Regions from separate parts of the Homo sapiens genome. Here region 2 is linked to region 1. A link is an interaction called in ENCODE POLR2A ChIA-PET data of the cell type or tissue named here. Cell type or tissue: GM12878. All regions are shown on one strand. Links, peaks and the distances in the headings refer to the core of each region. The heading gives the core; the rest is flanking DNA.

Evidence for each region. ChIA-PET counts read pairs that join two places held together with the same protein. Peaks named below come from ENCODE experiments on the same cell type or tissue, not always from the same donor. Only the 100,000 strongest peaks of a DNase experiment are listed, where the experiment ranks them.
Region 2: POLR2A ChIA-PET joins it to region 1 with 28 read pairs; 7 of 35 experiments call an interaction of 5 or more read pairs at or near these places.

Annotation. Positions count from the first base shown.
Region 1 is chr11:88,300,410-88,310,397 of GRCh38, forward strand. CTSC (cathepsin C) reads right to left here. Exons shown (of 7, transcript NM_001814.6): 4 at 8,754-8,909; 5 at 121-236. Among named protein-coding and RNA genes, the nearest start is that of CTSC, 32 kb to the right of the region's middle. RefSeq lists enhancers at 2,995-3,054, 7,072-8,027. In GM12878, for the core only: no CTCF peak of the experiment used is centred there; a DNase peak (open chromatin) is centred at 1,382; H3K4me3 peaks cover 830 bases; H3K27ac peaks cover 2,325 bases.
Region 2 is chr11:88,350,169-88,357,926 of GRCh38, forward strand. All of the region lies in intron 1 of LOC101929174 (a long non-coding RNA gene), which reads left to right. Among named protein-coding and RNA genes, the nearest start is that of CTSC, 16 kb to the left of the region's middle. RefSeq lists a cis regulatory region at 7,380-7,585. In GM12878, for the core only: no CTCF peak of the experiment used is centred there; DNase peaks (open chromatin) are centred at 4,159 and 4,893; H3K4me3 peaks cover 1,309 bases; H3K27ac peaks cover 2,500 bases.

The sequences.
Region 1 (9,988 bases), core at 1-2,500:
TTCTGTAAAAAGGGGATCATGCCCATTCCATCTAGGTATCCCCGAAATCCATCACACAGAGCAACTGTTCAATAAATAGTTCCAAACAAATTAACAAAAAACTTAGGCTTATTTTTTTACCTTGGTTTCGAACAGGACTGACAAAATTGATACCATGAACATTTCTCCAGTCCCAAGATGTTGGCAAATGCAAAATCTTTTGCTGTATTTCAGCAGTCAGTGGTGCAGGTTTGGGCCTAGAAAGGAAATATACATTTGATATCAACATATAATCTTTCCTTTGAGGATGATTTCCTAAACTCTACTATAATTCTATGATTTCAGCTACCAGACTAGCTAGGATCTAGATTCAGACCCAGAGCACCTGTTTTATGAGTGATTCAATGTGTCAATTACACAATGGAGTTGTGTAAATGGCTTTCATTCGCTGTTTCTTTTTCAGGATCTAGTATTGATAATTTTCCTTTGTGAAATGACACTGGTTTTGTATATCACTGTGATGTTATTTTTAGTTTGCCTGAATAGCTGCATTCTTACTCATTTTTGAAAGATTTTTGACCAAGAAAGAGATGAGAAGTAGAAGACATAAGAAGGGTTTAGAGAAAACAGAGGAATCACTGATGTTTGACTTAGGAGACAGACACATTGGTAGTGAGGTGGCTGTAAAAGAAGTGAAGTTGGCAAAGGGAAAAAAGGGTCTATGTGAGGCAGGAGAACAGGTTCTGGAGGCAGGGAACATAAGGCCAATTCACACTGACTTCCTAGAACTAAATAAAGTGGAAACACTTCAGCAATGGCAGGAATGCGAAGGGCTTTGTCACTTCACTTCATCCTCTCCGTTTACATGGGCCACAACCCCCAGGAGTAACACCCTCTCCATTAACACAAGGCCTATACTGAGTAAATGACTTTGTAACTTAACTCCACCCTCTTCATTTACATAAGGCATACACCAGGTAACCAATGGGAAACCTCTAGACGGTATTGAAACCCCAGAAAATTCTGTAACCAGGGCCTTGAATCATTTACTTAGGCCCACTCCCATCCTGTGGAGTGTGCTTTCATTTTCAATAAATCTCCGCTTTTGTTGCTTCATTCTTTCCTTGCCTCATTTGTGAGTTTTGTCCAATTCTTTGTTCAAGAAGCCAAGAACCTGGACACCCTCAACCAGTAACAAGCATAACACAGGCTGACTAGCTCCGTAAACAACAGATAAAACTGTTTCATTATAGAACCACACCTTATATGACAGTGTTGGGCTGTAAGACACACAAAGGAGAGTTGCCTAGGCCCATGAATGAACGGACATTTTTGGGAAGTGAGAAAATTGTTCTAACAGCTTCTCTGTATTAGCGATTTCACACATACATACACATGCACACACACACAAACACACGCGCGCACACACACACACACACACACACACAGAGAGAGAACCACAGCTTTAGACACATTCGACTTCTTGGAGTTTCCCCAAGACTGCCAAATGGCCTCTCTGTTCTATATCTTTATGCTGCTGCTCCTGTAACCTCAAGTGCCTGTTGCTCACCACTTAAAACTCCCCTAAGAGTTTTTCCCTAACTTGTAATTTTCAAAACTGCTCATAAAGTAGCCTCCACTCACCAGCCCCCAGCGAAAACTCACTTCCTCTCTCTCTCTGCTCCTTCAAATTTGTTTTTAGGGCACTAGTCACAATGTGGTAAAAATTATTTTTTGTTACTATAAACTATTTGAATTTCTTATTCAACTGGGCATTGTCATATCACACTGTTCTAGTTTTTCAGTGGTTACCAGATGTTTTTTACTAGGCTAAAATTTAGTCAATGGCAAAGATTCTTTCTGGGCTACTTCATGCCCTCTGCACCTATCCACAAATGGTCCCGTCTCTCACAGCTTCTCTTAGATATAACACAGGTTAAGAATACATGACAAGGGGCCAGGCGCGGTGGCTCACGCCTGTAATCCCAGCATTGGGAGGCCGAGGCGGGCGGATCACGAGGTCAGGAGATTGAGACCATCCTGGCTAACACAGTGAAACCCCGTCCCTACTAAAAATACAAAAAAAAATTAGCTGGGCGTGGTGGCGGGTGCCTGTAGTCCCAGCTACTCGGGAGGCTGAGGCAGGAGAATGGCATGAACCCAGGAGGTGGAGCTTGCAGTGAGCCGAGATTGCACCACTGCACTCCAGCCCGGGTGACAGAGCAAGACTCCGCCTCAAAAAAAAAAAAAAAAAAAAAAAAAAGAATACATGACAAAATGGAACTGAGATGAAACAAAGAGAAAAACAACAACGATTTCTTCAAAAATAGCAATTGTAACCTTGACAATTGTATAGATTACACAAACACTAGTTAATTGTTCACTAATTTTTTCTCCTAAGCCAGTCACATTGGTTGAAGATATACATGATACAGAGATAAATATGAGATGGTCATTAACAATATGGAAGACAATGTTAAGAGACATAATATACACAAAGATTACTATAACAAGTTACAGTAATGCTATAAAACACACAATTTGGACAAAGTCTATATAATCAAGGATCATAAAAATCTGTGCCTCATAGGTAATTTTATATATAGGGTGAGAGAAAAAACAAAGCTTGGACATTTCTTCTAAGATGTATAAATAAAAACTAAGATGCAAACAAACCATTTCCATCTTTGAATGGAAATAGTTTCTGTGGTTTCACATTGAGAGAGTATGTTGAAGAAGAAACTCAATTTTTTTTTAATTCTCTCACTGAACACTATCAACTGTCAACACAAAAGACTTCTGTGATCAAATGCATGTGGGTTTTTCCCCACAAATCAAGCAAGCAACCAATTTCACAGTGAATACTAGCTGGGTGTCCTCCAATCCAGTTTTGACACTGTGTACTTAGAGATGGCATCAGATCTCACAGGCTGAGGGCTCCGTCCCACAAAACTGCCCCCTACTTCTCATGCCAATTGAAAGCCCTAGGTTGTTTACCTGTGCTTCTGGCCAACCAGCTATAATGTGGGGATCCTATGACACCCTCCTTGGGTTCAATTAATTTGCTAGAGTGACTCACAGAACTCAGAGAAATACTAACTAATGTTTAGTGGTTTATTATAAAAGATACTACAAATGAAACAGATGAAGAAATGAGTAGGGCAAGGTATGGGGGAAGGGGCACACAGCTTCCATGCCCTCCCTGAACACGCCACCCTCCAGGAACTTCCACTTGTTCAGCTATCTGGAAGCTCTCTGCACCCTGTCCTTGTGAGCCTTATATGGGGACTTCATCAAATAGGCACAACTGACAACCATGTAGAGATGTGACTGGACATAAAGGGAATGATGTAAACACAGCAAGGCCTGTCCAGATTCTTCTGAGCCTCTCTCTGTTCAGTGTTCCTTCCTTTAGGGTATGACACAGGACATCTTTGGAAATGAAGGTCTTATGACCCAAGATCAGAAAGGCAGGAGAAGATTAGAGTGCTGCCCTGGGCAGGTGAGAGGAGGGCGGAAGAAGATCAGAGAGAGAGAGAGAGAGAGACTCTGTTTTCTGAGGCCTACTTCTGAGGCCTAATGTGCCCCAACGTTAAAAGATAGTGACAAGGGCTATGGGAGTTATGAGCCAGGAACTGTGGACAAAATCTAGTATGTGTTAACTAGTTGTCTTGTTTAAACCTAAGAATATACTAATATAAAGGATAAAAAAGAAATTTAAGTTTGGCAGCATAATGTAATTTCAGGGCATATGATTTTATCACTTACTATCTGTGTAACATTTGGCAAGGAACCTAACATTACAAAACTACAGTTCACTTCTATTAAAGTGGGTATAATCATGCTTACCTCAAAGGGTTGTTATGAAAATTCAATGTAATAATGGGTAACAAGTGCTTAGAACAGTGTTTTTCTCTGATAAGTCCTTAATAAAATGGCAGCTGTTATGAAGATAACATTCATATCATTAACAGGACTAAATAAGATGCTGATACAGTTTAAAGCAATTATCTGGCACAAAACAGTCATTACAATATTAAGTTCCTTTTTTCTACCATCCTATAAGGCAGAGATTTGCCCATCATTGCACACACAAACAAAACAAAAACAGTGTGAGAACTGAGGCTTAATGATGTTGTCAAAGGTGTTTGACCCAGAGCAACTCCATCTTGAATAGGAGCTGGGTAAGATGAGGCTGAGACCTACTGGGCTGCATTCCCAGACAGTTAAGGCATTCTAAGTCATAGAATGAGATAGGAGGTCAGCACAAGATTCAGGTCATAAAGACCTTGCTGATAGAACAGACAGGCTGCAGTAAAGAAGCCAGCTAAAACCCACCAAAACCAAGATGGCGATGAGAGTGACCTCTGGTCTTCCTCACTGCTACACTCCCACCAGCACCATGACAGTTTAAGAATGCCATGACAGGCCAGGTTTGGTGGCTCACATCTGTAATTGCAGCACTTTGGGAGGCCAAGGTAGGCAGATCACCTGAAGTCAGGAGTTCAAGACCAGCCTGGCCAACATGGCAAAACCCTGTTTCAACTAAAAATACAAAAATTGGCTGGGCATGGTGGGTCATGCCTGTAATCCCAGCTACTTGGGAGGCTGAGGCAGGAGAATCATTTAAACCCAGGAGGCAGAGGTTGCAGTGAGCCAAGATTGCTTTACCGCACTCCAGCCTGGACAACACAGTGAGACTCTGTCAAAAAAAAAAAAGAATGCCATGACAATGTCAGGAAGTTACCCTCTATGGTCTAAAAAGGGGAGGCATGAATAATCCATCCCTTGTTTAGCATACAATCAAGAAATAACCATAAAAATGGACAACCAGCTGCCCTCAGGGCTGCTCTGTCTATGGAGTAGCCATTCTTTTATTCCTTTACTTTCTTAATAAACTTGCTTTCACTTTGCATTGAGGACTCGCCCTAAATTCTTTCTTGCACAAGATCCAAGAGCCCTCTCTTGGGGTCTGGATCAGGACCCCTTTCCAGTAACACTGTGAAAATGAAGAGAGAGCAAGAGGAGTCTGGGGGATAAAAAGGTGAGAATTACAAACATTTTGAGTACAAGATACAGGATTGGCTCTTAATCTTTTGGCCCACATTCTTTACAAATCTAGTGAAAGCTCTAGATTCAGAAATGCTCATAAACAATAAATGCTGTCTGTAATTTCAGCAGTTTCAAAGACTCCCTATATCTCAAGTTAAGAATCTTTGAGAGTTTCTATTACGTCATTGGATTCTTAGAACAGAACTAATTTATAAACAAAAATGCTAGTGAAAAATCAGGAAGCCAGATTATAATATCTGCTTTCATATTTCCTACTTCACTCAATTCCATCTCCTTATCTTAAACCTTCTATAAAGCTTTAGTCATGAAAACAGTCCTTCATAAACCCAGCCCTTGTCTAAAACAAAAGTGGTTGGCTGGAGGGAGAAGGGAGCTTTAGCAGGAGTCCTCAGAAACATAGCATATGACACTTGGTAAAGCAGCTGTGACTGAGGCTCCCATCTTTCAGGCAGGAGCCACAGTCTCCCTAGGCTCAAGTGCTAACACTCCTCCTCTTGATGCTTGTTTGGATTTTTGTTGTTGAATAGATCTCAGCTTCCTGTCTCATGCAGATACATTAAGACACATTAGGACTTCACTTTGGTGAATTTGAGAAGGGGATATGATATGCTCCGTTTTCCAATTTTGATTAACTAGAGCATTTCACAGACAAGAAATTCTCTAGAATAAACTTGGAGAAATACTGCAAAAGATTCTTTTAAGAAAGGGGTAGAATTATGGGAGGATGCCATCAGTTGGACAGGAAAAACCTTCACATAGTCTCACAGTTGAAAAATGCCACACCTTAGCATTATTAGTCTGCAGATGAAAAAGTTAGTAATGTTGATATGGACAGGAGACAGGGAAATACTGGGTAGAAGAGGGTGGTCCCTCAGCAAAGGCCCCACCCTCAAGCCTGAAGACCTAAGGCCCTAAGAGAAGACAGGCATTTCTGTTTTCACACCAAAAAAGGTGCCTTTTGGCCCGCCATGCCCCCCATCCTTCCCCCATATAAACCCAAAATCTTAGCAGGCACAGATACAAGGAGCTGAACATCCAGAGGAGCAGAGGAACAGAGCGGCACAGAGCTGTGGAGAGTGGTGGGACAGCACAGCAGAAAAGGAGGGAAGAGGTATTTGAACCCAGAGGAGAACAGGAACAAGTGGACTCCAGGGGAAGAACACCTTTCCCCTCCATCCTCCTTCTCTGGCTGAGAGTCGTCTCGCGGAGAGCCACCTCCACCACTCAATAAAACCTTGTGCTCATCCTTCCAGCCCACGTGTGATCCAATTCTTCTGGTACACTGAGCAAGAACTTAGGCTGTCACATTGGACCCCTGCCCTTGCAATAAGGCATGGGGTCTAATGACCTGATTAACACAAGCCATCTGCAGACGGCTAAGCTGAAAGAGCACACTGTAACACATGCCCACTTGGGCTTCAGGAGTCTCCAACATCCACTCCTAGACACTGCTGTGGGGCCAGAGCCCAAAAGCACCCCCCATGGCCTCTGCACCTGCCCCTCTGCATGCTCCCCCTAGGGGTTTGGGTGGTAGGGCAAGGGCAACCAAAGGTGTGAGAAGCCACACCTCTGTCATATGCCTGCGAGGGAGATAAGGGAACTCTCACATTTCAAAGTGTTTTAGTTGAGTAATTATTAATCTATTAGTAGTTTATTCAAATAATACAAATTTGAGCCATGAACTCTACAGATATTAGAGGATTAAACATTGTATTCTCTGAGAATTTGAGGCTATTTCAATGTATTAAGGAAAAATAACCTACCTATATAATTTTTCAAATTCTGCTAGCTCCCCATTGCTTTCCAATTCCTTACCCCTTAGTCACATGATCCTAAAGCAAAGTATGGCATTACAGGACTTATCCGTGGCCATTTAACAAATGTTAAGGAACTATATTAGATAGATGTAGATCCTAAGCTAGATCCAGCTATACTTTCAGAAAAATAATTTTTTTTTAAATTATCTAAATTTCTGACTAGACAGATTCAAAGTATTATGATATAATTTCCCAAACTAAGAAATATACCATGGGGCTTATGGGTAAAGATGAAAAATGCCACCTCTGGTTGAGAGTAATAGAGCTATACTGATAACTTTTTTTTTTTTTTTTTTTTTTTTGCTGGACATCAAAGCATAGAGAGGATTTTGAGATTTTTTTTTAGGTGGCAAATTTTACAGTTACTGTAGGCAAGTTGAGGGCTATTTGAGGCAAAGGGAACAGCACAAATGAAGATGAAAAATGAAAGTTTTCATTCATTGTGTGTCATATCGTTTGAAAGCAGAGCAAGGTGATAAATATAGTTATGGTCATAATTAGATGGGTTTGGATACCAGGCTAAATGTATCCATTAGGTAGTGGGCAGTAACACAGTCTCGTAATCACCCAACGGGTTCTCCTTCCTCACGGCCTACACAGAACTGATTATCAAGACAGGGAAATTGCAATAGAAAATGAGTTTAATTCACGCAGAGCCGGCTGTATGGGAAACTGGAGTTTTATTATTACTCAAATCAGTCTCCCAGAACTTGGTATAAGAGGATGAAACTAGAAGCATTTCATAAAACAGCTAAGAATGGGAACTGGGAGAGGTAGCGACGAAAGAGATGGCAGGCATGAAACCGCCTTTGCAAAAATTATACCAGTGAGAAAACTATGAGAGTGAAAGAGAGCTAAGCTAACCCATCCCCCATCTTGCCTTCCACTTAAATATTCCTGGGCTATTGGGCCAAGCTAACTTTGGAAGTCATTTCGGCTACAGTTTAAATGACAATGGGCCTTGCCCTGAAACCCAACCACTTTTGTGAAGCTAATGGAGGCAGTCAGGCTGTGGGGAGAAGAGGAACCTGAGTCCAGCTAAGGCGCAGACTTGAGAGATTGTCAGCCGTTATTCCAGAGGTTATAAGACATGCAACTCCATCAATTACTCCAGCAAATAACATCATTATTGTAGAATCTAAGACTGGCTTTTTGAAATATCTTTTCAGGGAAATTTTATATTTATTTTATTTATTATTTTATTTTATTTTATTTTATCTTACCTTATCTTATTTTATTTTATTTTATTTTTGCATGTCTGACACCCGTGGTTCTACCTGGACCCAGCAACCCCACTCCTATGGCCCCACCTAGAAGCAATTCAGCCCACAGGAGGACAGCTTCAACTCCCTGTGATTTCACCCACCCCAACCAATCAGCAGCAAGCATCTGTTACCTGGCCACCCCCACCCCTTCCCCCAAGCTGCCTTTGAAAAACCCCTACCTATGAGCTTTGGACAAGATAATTTGAATATGAACTCCATCCCCCACGTGGCATGGCCAGCCTAGTGTCTCTTAAGCTCTTTCTCTACTATATTGCCATGGTTTTTCTTTATGCAGCAGGCAGGAAGAACCCCTCAGGTGGTTACCGGCAGGAGGCTAATCCATAGCATGGGGGAAACAGGACAAAGCTGCATGCCAGAGTGTAGAAAATGGAAAGGGGGCAATGGAAACAACAGACATGTGAAAGAAAAACTCATAAATAGGACTTGGAGAGTGACAGAATATGTATCAATAGGAGATAAAGATCGTTAACAGATCACATAAAAAGTTACAACTGGGATGACCAATAAAATGGCGAGCAACACTGGTAGGACTGCTTAGGAGGGAGGATGGTATTCAGCATTCATATTTTTATTAATGATAAAATGTGTGCTTGATTACCTTGGGATTTTTCGACTGTGGCCACCACTTCTCCTAATCATATCTCCCAGGGTAAGAGTCTCATATTCCATGTATGTAGTTGCAGTCCAAGACTTCTGAATGGCATTGATAGCTTTCACAAAGTTGTGATCATACTTGTAGAGCCTATTAGAATACCTGTCCCCAAAAATGAGATAATTTCAGATATAGTCTTTACTGATGTAAATAGAGTAATTAAAACAGGCATTCACACTCTGTGCCTAAGTGGAAAGTGGTACAATCTTTCAGGAAGGTAATTGGCAATATGTATCAATAGCCTAGAACAGCCTGGCATGTCTTCTCTAAAAATAAAAGTTCAAGTTAACTAAGATGCATGTATAAGGATTTTCCATGAAGTACTTTTAAACTACTAATAGATTGTAAATAACCGAAATAAATATTCTAAGATAAGGGACTGATTAATGATGTTTCATTTTCTATATATTCATTTAAAATGTCTAGAAAGTTATTTAATGATATGGAAGAGTGCTCACAACTATATTATATTAAATATGAGAAGATATCAAAGTTTATACATAATCATAATCAATTTATCAACTTTTGCACAGTAATATATGTATATTATATGTATATTAACGTATATGTATAATACATACATATATATGTATGCGCGCACACACACACACACACACACACACACACACACACTATAAATGCATTTTTAAAATGCCAAACATGGTTACCTCTGAATGGTGGCATGAGATGCCAAGCTTTCCCCTACTCCCTACAGTTTCTACAGTGTACCTTTATAACCTTTTTAATAAGAAAAAAGAGAAAAGCAAAACCTGTATGCAACATATATACAAAATGCAAGCATTATAACCATATGATACTAAAAGAAATTATACTTTATGGACATTCGGTTTATACTTGTTACTCAGAATTTAGTTCTTGAACCAATATCAGTAGCAACACCCAGAAGTTTATTAGAAATGCATACTGTAAGTACTCAGCCCAGATCACCTGAATCAGAATCTCCTTTTTTTTTTTTTTTTTAAACAAGATCCCCAAGTGATTCACAATAACATTAAAATCTGAGCCACATTGGTTTACCTTGTGCCAAATGCTTGGATATATATGTAAATAGATTCAACACACAAAGAGCATATTTACAAAGTAGAAAAATTCAGGAAGCTGATTATTCACTTAATTAAAACATTTATCATACCTGTGTGCTAGATGCTAGGAATTATAGA
Region 2 (7,758 bases), core at 3,410-5,909, 53 kb after region 1:
TGTGAAGTGCTTAGAACAATAGTGTCATAGAATAAGCACTGTAAAGGCGCTATTATTATTATTTTGATGCATCTATGTATGGATTTTTGTGGCTTTTTATTTTCATGAAAAGGGAACATACTATATACATTTCTCCTCAACCAAATTTTCTTTCTTTCATTAATTCTCCTTAACCTGATTTCATTCTTAAAATTCTTCCATTCTTAAAAATACATTAGAGATATCTCTTGACATCAAGAAATTGAATTCATTTATAGAAAATAGCTGAATGGGATTTAAGGTCTGTAACACATCTATTTAACGGTTTTCTTATCAATGGACATTTGGATTATTTCCAGGTATTTCAGCATTATCATTTTTTTGCCAATGCAAACAATGTTGCAATTAAAATTTTTGAACATATATCCTTCCTACAGATACTTTTGTTTCTATAGGAATGTGATGGGAACTAATTGCTAGATCAATGGACATTGCTAGATTAAATGTCCAGAACAGACTTAGCTAATCACATTTCCACCAGGAATGTCAGTCCTTTCACGTCCCACCTGGCCCTTTCCTCAAACACTTCCATTCTCTTCTGAGTTGCTTTAAACATTTTTTTAATTTAAATATTTCGAATTGTTGAAATATTTCAAATAATTGTTTTTTAATTTTAATATTGTCTCTCTGAAACACCTAAAACCTAGTTTTCTATATGGTGTGATATATAAGTTAAGTTGTCTTTTCATCTAGTCAGTGGTACCAGAACCATTTAATAAATAAATATTATTTTCCAGCTGAGCACGGTGGCTCATGCCTGTAATCCCAGCACTTTGGGAGGCTGAGGTGTGAGGATCACGAGGTCAGCAGATCGAGACCATCCTGGCTAACATGGTGAAACCCCGTCTCTACTAAAAATACAAAAAATTAGCCAGGCGTGGTGGCGGGCGCCTGTAGTCCCAGCTACTCAGGAGGCTGAGGCAGGAGGATGGCGTGAACCCAGGAAGCGGAGCTTGCAGTGGGCCGAGATTGCACCACTGTACTCCAGCCTGGGTGGGGGACAGGGCAAGACTCCGTCTCTAAATAAATAAATAAATAACAAAAAATAAATAAACAAATATTATTTTCCCTCTAAATTTCAATAACAAATTCTGGAGTATTTTGCTGTTTTGTTTCAGTAATTAGCTTTAAAGCAAGTTCTGTCACTATTCTTTTTTATATATTTCTCAGCTTTTCTCTGGCATTTTTTCCCCTCCCTGTAAATTTTAGAATCACAGTTTTTGTTTCAAGATTTTTTATTACTTACAAAATTGTATATTTTTGTTTAATGAAGCATTTGATGGATCTAAATTTGGATATAATTTTTTTAAAAAAACATCTCATCTACCCTGATATTTTGTTTATTTTTAATTTATTAATTTCATCTTTTATTAGTTCTAATTTTTTCTTCCTACTTTGTCTCAGTTTGTTTTTTCTATTCTAATTTATTAACATAGTACTTAGTACCTCATTTTCAATCTTTTCCTTAAATAATAAAGACATATTAGGCTCTAAGTTTTCTTCTAAGACAAACTTGCATCCCGCAAGTTATAAAGTGCTTCTTTTCCTTTGTATTAAAAAGTTTATAATTTAGGTTTGATTTCTAGCTTGTTCTATAGGTTATTAAGGAGTCAGTTTCTTATTATAACAAGTTCAATTTTTATTATAATTTATTTTCTTATTTTAGTAGTTAGTTTGGAGAATGTGGCCTATAAAATGCCAATATTTAAGATTTTATTAATGCTTTCTTTGTGGCGAATTTTATGAAATGAACATATAAAAAATTATATTTTACTGCTCAACAGGCCTGTGATATACACTCACTGTGATTGTATTAAATCTCTTTATGAACTTGCTTTTTTTTCTTTTGTCTATTACAACTTTCAATTCTGAAAGAGTAATTGAAATCTTTCAATGTAAATTCACTCTAATTTTTCAGTTATTTTAATTATTTGTTCTTAATAGATTTAGTTGCTATGCTATTTGGTACACATCCATGTATGTACATTATATCTTGTTTGTAACTTATGCTTTTTGCCTATTCATAAGTGTTGCACTATAGCCCTCTCCTCTGGAAATTCTGCCTAAGCCTTCAGCCACAAATGTTCTCTCAAACACTTGTCAGCTTGCCAGTGCTGGGTTTTATCTCATTCTAGCATCTAGTTAAGATTGAATTTACAAGGAGAGAATTCTAGGAATGCAAATTCATACTGTTATTAGGTGCCTTATGTTTTTAATTTGTAATTTTTTTTCCTTTTTTGACTTCTATAATGTTAATAGGCCTTCTCACTGATGTAGGGTACAAATTACTGACAACAGTATTATTAATAAACTAGAAGGAACAAAGAAATTAAGTTAAAGGTAAGTGCTTGGAGAGAGGCTGCAGGTATGGGTATAATTCATTTTTTTGTTTGTTTGTTTTTTTGAGATGGAGTCTCGCTCTATCACCCAGGCTGGAGTGCGGTGGCACGATCTCGGCTCACTGCAACTTCCACCTCCCAGATTCAAGTGATTCTTCTGCCTCAGCCTCCTGAGTAGCTGGGATTACAGGCACACGCCACAATGCCCAGCTAATTTTTGTATTTTTAGTAGAGATGTTTCACCACGTTGGTCAGGCTGGTCTTGAACTCCTGACCTTGTGATCCCCCTGCCTCAGCCTCCCAAAGTGCTGTGATTACAGGTGTGAGCCACCATGCCCAACCTCATTTTTATAATAACAGTTACTGTTTATTAAGTGTCTATTATCTATAGACAATTTGTACATATTCACACTGTCTAATCCTTACAGGTGCACTATAAGGCAGGCATTATTTACTTCATTTTGGAAATGAAAAAGTGTTACAAACAAAGACATTAAGCATCTCAATAAACATGCAGTTAATAAGTAGCTAAACTAGAAAGCTTGGTTGATTTTCAGTTTATGAAAAGTTAGATACTTATTTCTTCCCAGTGTACCACACTGCCTTACTTGTATACAGACTAAAAAGATATTCTGGTTATACTGAATAAATGGTCATCCATATATAATATAATAAATATAATACTTTTTAAATCTTAAAAACTGTATTTATTCAATAAATATCTATTCAACATGGAGTACCTACTGGTAAGTGTTGCAGCTACTAAGCAAGAGGAAATGACAGGAGAGTAGATATTTTTGGAAAAAAGTTCATTCAAATGGGGATATGTCTTTGAAGCACCTGTGGGATATAATAATGGAGTTGTCTAGTAAAAGGCTGGGAATATTGATGTAGGACTCGGGAATGGTCATTCAATCTTGCAATAAATATTTATTGAGCATCTACTCTCTTCAAGGAATAGGCAGACAATGAGAATACTTACAAGGTGTTCAGGTTACCTCAGGCGCTGGCTAACACAGTTTTTATTAGTCATCACTAAATAAAGGAGAGCTGACGTTACAAGCATAGAGATCACCCAAAGAAAGGCTATGTCATGCAGGGGAAAAAGGGGAAAGAAAGGGCTGAAGATAGTTTAAAATAAAATTTAACAAAAATGTTTAAGAAAAGGGGTTCATAAAAGAGAAATTAAGATATGCAGAAAAAGGACCAAGTAAGAAAGAATGATATGATGAAAGCAAGGAAGTTTTGAGTCTAATATTTGATGAATGAATTTTTACTTCAGCCATCCCTAAGTCATAGCGAACTTTGGCTTCTATCTTCAGGACCATATGTCAAATTGGTGTCCCATTTGTTGGGCTCCTGGCAAATATTCCCAGCTTATTGGGACACTGATCAGAAATCTAGAGTCAACAGCCCCCAACTTTCTAGAGAACTTAGGGCCCCCTGAAACTGCAGTGTGGCCACTCCTGATGCACATTACTATGAGCATGTGGTTCTGTGCTACAGACTGAGCAGCATGTTAAACCTGATAGTTTTCATTATACCGTTATACCACAATGTGTCATATACTGAGATGCTTTTTAAACATTTTAAATGTCAGCTTATCATTTTTCTCTCATAAAAGGGTACAGAAACATTACCACAAGTTGAACTTTCTAGTTGCTTAGAACCTGGAATGAGGAGGAATAAATAAAGATTAGTGTCCCGTGCTGGACTGTCTTTCTTGGTTTTTCTTTAGAAAATTGAAAAGCTGTAGGCAAAAAATCTGTTGCATAATTGCAAGAGTTAATTAAGAAAAACCCATCTGCGTGTGATTCACATGACATGTCTGAAAGTCAAAATGAAACTATCATCTAATTTGCTGAACTAAGTTTAACATGGTTCCCTAGAAGGCTGAAAAAACAAACTGTTCCCTCTGTGATTATAATTTCTGATTTTGTTAAATTGAATCCATTAATAGAAAAACTATTGATTCAGGGGTATTATTAGGTATCTCTATAGACATAGAGACAATAAATATTTAGAGAATCTCTATGATTCTCCCTAGAACTCAATTTGCACAAAACTGTCATTTTAAATCACAGAAATACTCAAAATATCTGAAACATATATTGGAAAAAGTATCTGCTAGGAGCCAAGAAACCTGGCTTATAATTATATCTCTCTCACCAACTCATTTGGATGTTGAGAAGATCAAACTATTTCTGTGATTCATTACAGGTCAAATTAGGGATAATTGCCATGCCTATCTCACTAGATTTTTATGAACATTGAAAAAAATTCACTTTTTCAATAAAGATTCATTCATTCATACAAGTGCATATTTACTTACTCCATGCTAAGCTGTGTTAGCAGCAAGGAGTCAGCAATGAACATGGCAAATGAGACCCTTGCTGTCATGGAGCTTAAATTTAAGCCAGAAATAAAACTTCAGGTACATGTGGGTTGAGTATCACAAAGGTAAGTGTCAGTATCATAATGATAATGTATGGTAGTTTACGAAGTCAGAGAACTCTCTGAGAAAGTGATAGGCTGAGCTCTGCTGGGTAAGCGTTGTGTATGCCAACAGCATTTAAAGTCAAGGAAAGAACATGTTGAAAAGGTCTATAGAAATTTGAGGAAGTGTGAATAATCCAGAATAGCTAAAACCATGAGTGGTGGAGAAGAGGTGAAAGATTATAGTTATGAAAACACATTGTGACATGGCTAGTGAGAATACAACATGGTTTGAACATTTTGGAAAGCATTTTGGTAAAATGAAATAAGAATCTCAAATAATCTTTTTAGCATTTTATTAGATAATTTCACATCTGCACAGCTATCCTATTAAAAATAATATAATACACAGACAAAATTAAGAACAATGATGTTTATTAATGTATATTTGTAGTAGAGAAAAACAGAAAATTATATAGGTGTGGGCAAAAAATTACAGTTTGTGTAAATGAGGAAATATTTATAGCTAATAAAAATCTGTACATGGAGTTCATAATAATAGAAAATATTTATTTAATAATATTAAAAGAAAGAAGGAGAGGACAAGGCAGACATGGGCCCAGGTAAATAATAATCACTCCATGAATCTCTGTCACAATTGAGGAACTCTCAGATGAGGATATCCTAATTTTATACAGGGATTTCTGGCAAACCTCTCCACCTCTCCTCTGGAAAAGACAATATCTTGATTATGCCGGATTGTCTCCAGGAAGGAGATGGAAACATCTCATCTTTGATATCCTGGTCAGCAAATAAATCTGTCCTCTGACCTGTAAGGAGAGACCATTTCTAGCTTCCAAGAAGCTCTTTGCTATGGGAACAACCTTGAAAAAACAGCCTAACACAAGATCTATAGAAATGCCATGGAGAAATGCCTCTCCAAAGTCCTATTTTTTTTAACTTTTAAATTTTTTTTTTACTGTAAATATTTTTTAATGTTTTAGAAAGGGTTACTATTATGAGCACATGACATTCATTATGGTGGGAAAAACAGAAAGTTGGCTACGTAGTGACTTGAGTTTCTTCCTGCCTCATAAATGTCAGCTAACCTAGGAAAGTTTCTGACACTAGTTAGATGTAGCAACTTCTCTGAGCCGTTTCCATTAAATGACAGCTCAAGACATACTCTGTCTAAACTTGAATCTACTTTAAATTATATGATTTAGTTATTCCATGTAGCAGGGGCAAAAACCCAAACCTACAATTGAATGAATAATTGAAATTACTTAATTTAAAGGAAATTTCCCAGTCATAATATTAACAGTATATAGTTTAATTACTTGAGTCAAGTGATCCAATACATTATGCGCAGAAAGACCTTTATAAATATATTTTAAAATAAAGTTCAAGTAGTTTGACTCTATGCACATGTTAATTCCACAGAATATTTCTGGAACAAAAACAGAACTTGCAGTTTTGAAGATAAATGTTAAAAAAGTGTGATAAAAATTACTGGATAGTTAAACATAAGAGGCAAGGAAACTATAAAGTTCAAGAATATGTAGCTTATTTTCTCCATTCAAATCCAGTATGATGTCCTCAATTTGTAAGATGTTATGCAAAGAATATTGTCTCAAAATTACATTAGAGAAATAACTTTAGCGTTAGAAGACCTAACTTTGGCAGCTGCTTACTAAATGTATTATCTTGCGTAAATTCTCTGAGGTTTAGATATTCTCATAATAAAACAAAGATAATTCTTGGCTGGGAGCGGTGGCTCACGCCTGTAATCCCAGCACTTTGGGAGGCCGAGATGGGCAGATCACGAGGTCAGGAGATCCAGACCATCCTGGCTAACACGGTGAAACCCCGTCTCTACTAAAAATACAAAAAATTTAGCCGGGCGTGGTGGCGGGCCCTTGTAGTCCCAGCTATTCGGGAGGCTGAGGCAAGAGAATGGCTTGAACCTGAGAGGCGGAGCTTGCAATGAGCCGAGATGGCGCCACTGCACTCCAGCCTGGGGGACAGAGTGAGACTCCGTCTCAAAAAAAAAACAAAAAAAAAACAAAAAAAAAAACCCAAAGATAATTCTCACCTTAAAGAGCTGTTGTCAGGATCACATGTGATGATATATGTGAAACTATTTTGTAAACTGTAAGATTTATAATAGAAATGTAAAGGTTTATTACTACTAAACTGAGTGGTAGTGACTTTAATACGCAGAATATGATAAAGGCTGTGAGTTTTAAATACAGTGTGAGGAGAGCATGAAGAAGGGAACCATTAATTCTTCTAAAGGCAAGGAAGAGATTTGAATCTGAGGAGGAGAGGTTATAGCTAGTCTGTGATGGTGCAGATGTTTTGCTTTTAGAGTAAGAGCAAGAGTGAGAACTAGAGCTAGTGAGCAAGAGAGAGAAGGAGAAGATGAAAGAGAGACAGAGAGAGACAGAAAAAGAGAAACTGACTTAGGTAGGGTGACTTAGCAGAGGGAAAAATTTGGCAAAGAGATGAAAGTTTCTATTTTGTTTGCATAAAGTTTCAATGTGACAAAACAGTGAAATTTAGCTTAGGGGTAGCAATTTTTCTACTAGTTTATCACTGATGTCTGAAATTTCACTTTTATGATGAATTCCTTTGGGTCATTGAGAAAGCCCTCCCTGTTATACCAAGAATGCTTAGTCATTCCTTCTTCTGTACAACAGCTACACAGCGTACCTGCTTTCATCACCATATTGACTGCATGCTTCATTTAATTTATTTATTTGTCTGCCTTCCTTAGCATCTTTATAGGTGGTGGGCATGGCAGGAAGGTCCTGTAATTGACACTATTCAGGTTTAGAATAGGCTTCAATAAATATTTATTGAATGTAATTGCCTGTGGTTAAAATACAAACACTTCTGAGAACTGTAACAAAATACGCGTCATCAAAGTTAGCTAAGATTA